Linked DNA regions of Homo sapiens: region 2 is linked to region 1. Evidence: read pairs that join two places in POLR2A ChIA-PET (ENCODE). Cell type or tissue: PC-9. All regions are shown on one strand. Links, peaks and the distances in the headings refer to the core of each region. The heading gives the core; the rest is flanking DNA.

Evidence for each region. Peaks named below come from ENCODE experiments on the same cell type or tissue, not always from the same donor. Only the 100,000 strongest peaks of a DNase experiment are listed, where the experiment ranks them.
Region 2: POLR2A ChIA-PET joins it to region 1 with 5 read pairs; 3 of 35 experiments call an interaction of 5 or more read pairs at or near these places.

What each region holds. Positions count from the first base shown.
Region 1 is chr7:115,019,300-115,023,707 of GRCh38, forward strand. MDFIC (MyoD family inhibitor domain containing) reads left to right here. Exons shown (of 5, transcript NM_001166345.3): 5 at 1-618. Among named protein-coding and RNA genes, the nearest start is that of LINC01393, 57 kb to the right of the region's middle. In PC-9, for the core only: no CTCF peak of the experiment used is centred there; no DNase peak of the experiment used is centred there.
Region 2 is chr7:114,887,956-114,892,363 of GRCh38, forward strand. No RefSeq gene overlaps it. Among named protein-coding and RNA genes, the nearest start is that of MDFIC, 32 kb to the right of the region's middle. In PC-9, for the core only: no CTCF peak of the experiment used is centred there; a DNase peak (open chromatin) is centred at 1,876.

The sequences.
Region 1 (4,408 bases), core at 183-4,182:
TATTTAGAAAATTATTTTTTCATTTTTACAGTGTATCAACTGTATCCATTTTCCTCACCTGGATAGTCAATGTTATCTGAGCAGTTCAAGGAGTAACCAAGGCAACCTTATGTAATAACTTTCCATTCTTTATCCATACAAACTCTTTCAGTGCCCTAGATTCTAATGTTATAAACGTCAAACATCACTGCCCAACATAAATAAGACTCGAGACTTATTAACATAAATAAGTATCTTGCCTTCTTGAATGCTAGTTAAATGCTTAGATTTACCTAACTGCCTAATGAATCAGGTTATTTGTTAATAAGATTATTTTTCAAATTATTTAAGACCTTTATGCCCCTTCCAATTACTTGTGATTTGTAGGCCTGTAGGATTGTTGCATCTAATCTGACTGGCAACAGAAAATGTCATCAAATACTATAATATCCATTTTGTTTTCTTTTGCACTAATACAACAGAACATATCATTTTTGTTTTAAACAATGGTTAATATATTAATAGGGTTTGTTCCACACTTACTATTTATAGTTTTTATAATCAAGCATTGGGTATTAAAAGAGAATCCTTTCAACCCTTCATCTTCGTATGCTTATACAATAAATTGCAGTGAGTGTTTTCTTTGTGCTTGGATTGATACTAGACACCTCAAGAAAGTCACATAACCCTCAAGAAGTTTCAACCCAGGGAATAAGTTTGGCACCTCCCATGAGAAAACAGTTTCAACGGTGAACCTGCCAGTATTTACTTCCTTATTTAAGATTGCTTTTAGAGTTTGTTTAAAATAGAAGAAGTTGTGGAGAGGGGATACTATTGTAATGCAGCCCTAACATGGAGGGTGGGTGTTGCAAAAACTGTCATTGGTGACTAAATCTTCTACATACATTGCAAAATTCTCAGTGGACAATGACTGCCCCTTTTAAAACACTGTAACTCAAAATATCATATTTATGACCAAATTTTTATGAAGACAATAGACAATCTGGAAATGAAATAAAGCCGCAGCGGAGCCCCACCTGGAAAGCAATGTCTCTATGCAAACAGAATCTGCACCACCTATTCTTCACCAAGCTGTCATAATAGCATGACACTTTCCACTAGAGCCTCAGCTATAACACTTAAGCAGCTAGATGTCAAGTTAAGTAGCTTCCTGCCTTCTGACTGAACTGTGGCTAGTAGTTCTGCTTCCATTGTTTGTTTGTTTGTCTGCTTATGCCCTCAATTCCTTACCACATTCCATTTAGTGCTCACTGAAAAGGAAGCATTAATTTAGTTGTGAGGTGACCATGAAGAAATCATTTCAGATAACCATCCTTTGACACATTACCAACATGGGGTATAGATATATGTGTTAAAGACAAAGTATAGCTCTGCAATTAGGTGTTCACTTCCAGGCAGGTCTTTGTGTGAGGTTTAGTTGAGAATGTAATTATTAGGAAAATGGTGAAAAGCAAATTCAAACAAATTCTAAGTTTAGCTTGAAAAATGGAAAAGGTTCTTAAGTTCTGTCTGATGCATAAAGGGGTAGAAGCAAAGGAATTATGCTCCAAAGCCAAGAAAGAGGGTGTACAAAAGCAGCTGATCCACTTGACATAGTTCATAGCCTTTTGCAAAGGAATAAAAGCCTGTTGAGCAGGGAACCAAAAGATCTCATTATAGGATGAAGCCAAGCCATATTAAAGCTTGTGCACTAGTAACTATGTCTAAAAACAGCCTGCTGTTTTATATTGAACCAATACATTTCTTAACTTGGTAGGTTGCAGTGTAAAGATGTACAGAGCCTGTCTGCTGGATGCTATGCCAATTACAGATGTGGCAGAGTGGTGTCAAACACCTACAAACAGTTAGATCGCAAGCAATCTTAGAGTGAAACAAAAGAAGTTTTAAAATGTCACCTCAAAACCTAGTTAATCGTGTGTGTTTGACTTTTAGAGTCTTGAAATCACCTTTATTATATAATTTCATGTGGACGTCATATGCTCCCTCAATCAGAATGCACAATTCTTTCAAGGACATGAATAGTGCCTGAGAGATAAGGAGAATATCTTTTAAAAGTAACATCTTTAGATGACAAGGTGTCTCTGATCAGCTCTGCAGAAACTGTGTTTTATTGGTGCTGAGGTGAAGGAGGAGTAAAATACTCATGAATACATATTATATTAGATTTTGTTAGATCATCAAAAAGAATAATTGGGCATATTTACACAATTACATTTTAGTAAACTGTTATGCCAGCCTAACTATAATACATATTCTGGTAAAAGTACATTAAATCGCAATCCAAAAGCAATTTAGCAGCTGAGGACATTATTTTTTATCTAATTATTCACAAATTAATGAATAAAATTAAATTCCAATCACTGAAGAAAATGAAGCAATGGTGAGAATCAGAAGTACAGATTAGTTAAAGCAAAGATATGCAATGCATAACAGAATTAAAGCATTTCTTTTATTCAAACTCAGTGCTTAAAAAAGAACAAATCCATCATCTTGAAATTTGACTTGTAGCTTGACATTAAAAATAATATGAGTAGAATTTTCAGTGGGGTAAGCACAAAACTAGTTCAAGTTGTGTCACTCTCAATTACTGTACTCAGGTGGTGTACCCATTAAAATTCCCACTTGTGGGTTCCGCTCGCTATGCAAATGGGGTCATTACCCGGAGAATTTAATTGGTTATGACACTGGGAGTAGGACTTTTCCTTTCAAAATAAACCTACTTACACACATTTTTGCTAGAAATTTGATTGTTATATGTAGTTTGCATTGTTTTGCTCTATAAATATTTACAACAATTAGACTGCCCTTACTTATTTTTTACAAATAATTAAAAATGGGTCCAAATTAATCTGATATGGTTTATTTGTCTGTAAGACTAGTTAAAATGAATCTTTTGTAAGTCATATTGCTTATCAAAACATTATTTTAAAAAGCCTTTGTATCTTCCCAACCATACATCAGATGTGGGTACATTTCCAGCAATGTTTTTCATCATTTAATAGTAACATTTTCTCTTTTATAATAGTTCTAAATATTTAATTTGAAAGGTTTCTTCTATTTTTCTCCTTTTTTGTCACTTTAAAAAATACGCAGCTAAAGAGTTAACCTACCCTTAGATTATATATAAAACATATAATATGTAATATTGCTGAGGAGCCATGTCTATAACATTTCCAAGGTCTTTATATTCACTGATAGCACTGGATGGGGTCGTTATGTTGTCAGAGTCAGTCCTAGAGATGCTTCCACTGTTAGCCATGAGACTACTAAATTTAAAGCAAAAAAACACCAAATTGGTGTGAAAAGCACAGGGCTCCATACAATTTTAATTTATTGTGGCGACTTCAACTAGAGAACGCTGTTTATTAGCCACCTATCAAAAATCTTGATAATGGCCTGAATTGACAAGGAACACTGAAATTACAGTGTGGTTTAATGGATATGATATTAAAATGAACATCCAAGAATTGAGTTCCTGGACACTGACTCTAAGAGCAGTTCCCAGAGTGAACATAAAGTAGGAACAGAGTTGCTGTAAGTATTAATGGGATAATCTCAGGGAAGCACTAACAGTTTCTTGAAAGAGACGGGTTACACAGTCTAAATTTTTATTACTACATCAAGCTGTACAACAAGCCAAGGTTTTATCACTAGTTTATCTGGACCTGAAGGGAATATGTTTCCTTTAATGTAAAAAGGAAATCAGAGAGAAATAATTCCAAGGATATAGAAAAGGAAATACTATAAATTTATAACTGGACCATTGGGCAGGATTTTTAACATCTGTAACTGTGGGGAATTTCCCATAGAATATCAAATATGGATCCAAGTCTCTGACATTCATTTTTCTATGATATTTCTAATTGTGCCCAGAGGATAAGAAAGAGTTGGCGCATCCAATAAATATAATCATTTACATGCACGGAGCTCCCTTTGAAGTTAATAGGACCTATGGAAAGGGGAGTTATGCACCACAAAAACGAAGTTCAACGTGAATCTAGTTCTTTTTTTTAACATGCAGTGGTATTGCCAATGCATTTGGATTTTCTTGCTGCTTATCTTTCCTTTGTGTGTGATGTTTAAGTTGGAGTTGAGGGAAGTGCTCCATGTGTAGAGGAAAGATAGCCCAAAAAAGAGGATGTGGTGATTGGCAGCTTACACTCAGGGACAGCTTTAGGAGATAGCAAAAGTGATAGGGCTGACATTTGTAGAGCTTGTTTAACTTTTCAGAAGAAAACCGTATCCGTTTTCTCATTTGATCTTCACAAAACTGTGATTCTTCTAGGATAGACGTTTTAACTTCCATTTTACAGAGGAAAAAACTGGGACAGATTGCTTAAGTTTACTTTTTAAAGTAACATTGTTAGTTACCAATAGACCTAGGAAACCTAATTTCTATTTCTGGATC
Region 2 (4,408 bases), core at 243-4,242, 130 kb before region 1:
CTGGCCCATGGTGACACAGAATAAGTGACGGAGAAAGAATTTGAATCAAGACAGTCTGAAATTGGGTCCTCCAGTCCTTCTCACCTTCTTAAGCTGCCTCTTCTTCTTTTTTTTTTTTCTTTCTTTTCTTTGAGACAGAGTCTTGCTCTGTCACCCAGGCTGGAGTGCAATGGCGCCATCTCGGCTCACTGCAACCTCCGCCTCCCGGGTTCAAGTGATTCTCCTGCCTCAGTCTCCCCAGTAGCTGAGACTACAGGCGCCCACCACCATGCCCGGCTAATTTTTGTATTTTTACAAAAATATTGACCATTCTTCCCTCTGTAGAGGCGGGGTTTCACCATATTGGCCAGGCTGGTCTTGAATTCCTGACCTTGTGATCTGCCCGCCTCGGCCTCCCAAAGTGCTGGGATTATAAGCGTGAGACACCGTGCCCAGCCATCTAAGCTTCCTCTTTTCATAAGAGGAGAAATAGTTGTGCCTATTCCCTCTTTGTCCAAATTCTGCCCATCATCTGAAACCTATTTACAGTCTCAAATGTTTAGGAAAGAGCTTTCTGAACACTATGGTCATTATGGTCATTAATAATCTTGTCTTAACCTCAGCGTTCAAATACAACACCTTGCCCGGAGATATATGATTCTGAAAATGGAAACTTCTACGTGAGCTACAAGGATTTTTGAAAATAGTAGGATAGTCAGAGTTTGGAAAGGCGACGAGAAGAAATATAACCTATTATGCAGACGTATGTCACAAGTCTGGGTACAACCCAGGAGTGAAGATGGAGTGCCAGAGGAATGGTGGGGACCACCCCCTTAGGCTGGAGAAACCCAGCGAGATTGGAGATTTTGACAGGTTGTGGGTTTTGATCTTTCTTTTCTTTGTCCCTTTCTTTCTTTTCTTTTCCTTTCTTTCTTTCTTTCTTTCTTTCTTTCTTTCTTTCTTTCTTTCTTTCTTTCTTTCTTTCTCTCTCTCTCTCTCTCTCTTTCTTTCTTTCTTTCTTTCTTTCTTTCTTTCTCCCTCCCTCCCTTCCTTTCCTTCCTTCCTTCCTTCCTTCCTTCCTTCCTTCCTTCCTTCCTTCCTTCCTTCCTTCCTTCTTAGATTTTGACAGATTGTGGATTTTGATTCCTTCCTTCCTTCCTTCCTTCCTTCCTTCCTTCCTTCCTTTCTTCCTTCCTTCCTTCCTTCTTAGATTTTGACAGATTGTGGATTTTGATTCCTTCCTTCCTTCCTTCCTTCCTTCCTTCCTTCCTTCCTTCCTTCCTTCCTTCCTTCCTTCCTTCCTTCCTTAACAGTTTTGCTCTGTCACTCAGGCTGGAGTGCAGTGATGCTAACAGAGTTCACTGTGACCTCAAACCCCTGGGTTCGCTGCTTCAGCCTCCTGAGTAGCTAGAAATGCAAGAGGCCACCACCATGCCTGGCTATTTTTTTTCTGGCTTTTTTTTTTTTTCTTTTTTTTTTTTGTAGGCACCAGGCCTTACTATGTTGTCTAGGCTGGTCTCAAACTCCTGGCTTCAAGTGATCCTCCCACCGCAACCTCCCAAAGTGCCGGGATTACAGGCATGAGCCACCGTGCCTGGCCTTGACTTTTATCGTGAATAAAGCTGTTAAAAATAAAATATTAGAAAAGTCACAAATAATAATTCAAAGTTTCAGGAAGAATTAAACCATATTTAGGTAGTATCTATAATTGATTAAAAGAGAAAAGCAGAGCCAGGAAAACTAGTGGAGAATCTATCATAGCAATCCAAGTATGGAGTAATGAGTTCTTGGAATGTGGTGTTAGTGGGGAGAATGAAAAAAAGAAAAAACAACTGTGTTGATTCACAAAGCACTTGAAGGAAGACAGGACAGTATGGAGCTTGATGAGTCATAGGTTAAAGTCAAGATGACTGGGAAACAGTGACTCACATCCACTTAGGTTGATCAACTCTATGCGCTTCTTTAAAGTGTTTTTCTCTTAGTGGGTTACCAACAAGTGAGGAGCTTTGTACCGTGATGCCCTGTTAACTTTGCTTCTTACTCTGAAATGTGATTGTCTTTTATAATGAGAATGGTGACTTTATTAATTTTTGTGATGTCACCATCCTTGTTGTCCAGGTATACAAGCATACTTTTGAGGGTTGACTTATAGGCAATCATGGATTACTTGATTCTGTTTTTTTCCAGCCCTTACTACTCTTCCCTGACTATTCACTGAGGGGGAAGAAAATAGTAGAAGGAGATTATGGGGTTTCATGCAATAAGGGATTTCATATATTTTCAGATGTTTAGTTACATAAGGTATACGCTCTGTGTTCACAATTCCTAACTGGGGAAAGTAAGGACTTTACTTAGACTTAGGCCACCTCCCACTCTTCCCCAGTCATACGTAATTAATTCTCTTTAATTATTTCCTTTGATTATTTCTTTATTACACATTTTTTTCTTAGTTTGATGCATAATTGCAGTTACTATCATTAAGTTTTGAGTCCTCGGGGAGATTATTTACACCTGGAAGCCAGACTTTTAGGGCGGCTTCTCAAAATTTTTTGGAAAGAGATGGAGAAAAGGAAGGAAGAGAAAGAGAAAAATAACTTGTATGTAGGGAGATGCAGGTATGTGTATATATATATACATATACATAAATACACACACTTATACATGTGGTCAAAGAGAAAACTTGACTAATTATTATGAATTACACATAGTTAACACACTACAATGTGTGTGCACGCACACACACACAGATGTGTGCAGATGCAGACATCAGGAGGTCTGCATCAGGAGATGCATCAGGAGATGCAGATATGCATCAGGAGATGCAGGTATGTGTATATATATATACATACATATATACATATACATAAATACACACACATATACATGTGGTCAAAGAGAAAAGAAAACTTGACTAATTATTATGAATTACACATAGTTAACACACTACAATGTGTGTGCACACACACGCACACACACGCACACACACAGGGCGCCTGTCTGGTAAAAGACTGAGAAATTATCTATTATGAATGTTTTATTTTTAAAGTGTATGCATATATCTATGGTATTGACAATGTTAGAGAAATGACAGTCTTTTTGTTGCCTTTTGCTAGTTCTGGACATAAGAAGTTTCCTCCTTGAGCAACATAGTGTTGTTTTATCAGAAATGAAGCTGATAGTGAAGTGATAAATCATTTTCTGTGGAACTGATGCTTCAGCCAAGAGAAAATGACAATGAGGTAGAGCTGAGTTGTTGGGGTGAGTGAACTATAGCATATTCCTAAAGCACTACAGCTACCCAGTTCTATTTATTTGTGAGTACAGTTGGTCCTTGGCATCTAAGGGGAATCCATTCTAGAATCCCTGTGGATACCCAAATCTTGAATGCTCAAGTCCCTTAAATAAAATGGGATAAAATGGGGTCGTATTTGCAAATAACCTACACACATCCTCTTATATACTTTAACTTGCCTCTAGATTACTTATAATACCTAACACAATGCAAATGCTGTGCAAATGTTAGTTCTAAAACTTATATATGTATATTTAATACTTTGATCTGCAGTTGTTTGAATCCTCAAATGCAGAATGCAGGTATGGAAGGACAGTTATATTCATGATACAGCTCCATATTTTCTGTGTATATAGATACCATTTGATGTGGCACAGTTTGTCTCTTTTATGGACTCTATTTTGTATTATCTTGCTTACTGTTAAATAATTTAAGGCAGAATCATGTTTTATTCGTTTTGAAGTTCTGAGCAGTGATTAGCTCAATCTCTAGACTGTAGCAGCTATTTTTATATATTAAGTAAACAGAGTTAAATGAACCATGCTGTATAAATTAAATTTTATATGAAGTATATACATTCAATATGTGTCCTATCAAAAGTTTGCATGTTTTCTGTTTCTTTTCTTCTTTTCATTGTTTTTGATCAACAGGTACTGGATACATTTCTCCAACACTGAGATCAGTGTTAGAAATTTTGAAAATTGACTGAAAAAATATTAAAAAACTCACCAAAACATGGCACCCACTCTCAAAGAAATAACTTTCTTTTCTTTTCTTTTTTAAATTATACTTTAAATTGTGGGATACATGTGCAGAATGTGCAGGTTTTTTACATAGGTATGTGTGTGGTCTGCTGCACCTATCAACCTATCATCTAGGTTTTAAGCCCTGCATGCCTTAGCTATTTGTCCTGATGCTCTCCCTCCCCTCACTGCTGCCCACTGGTGTGTGTTGTTCCCCTCTCTGTGTCCATCTATTTTCATTGTTCAACTCCCACTTGAGAGTGAGAACATGAGCTATTTGGTTTTCTCTTCCTGTGTTAGTTTGCTGAAGATGATGTCTTCCAGCTTCATTCATGTCCCTGCAAAGGACATGATCTCATGCCTTTTTATGGCTGCATAGTAATCCATGGTGTAT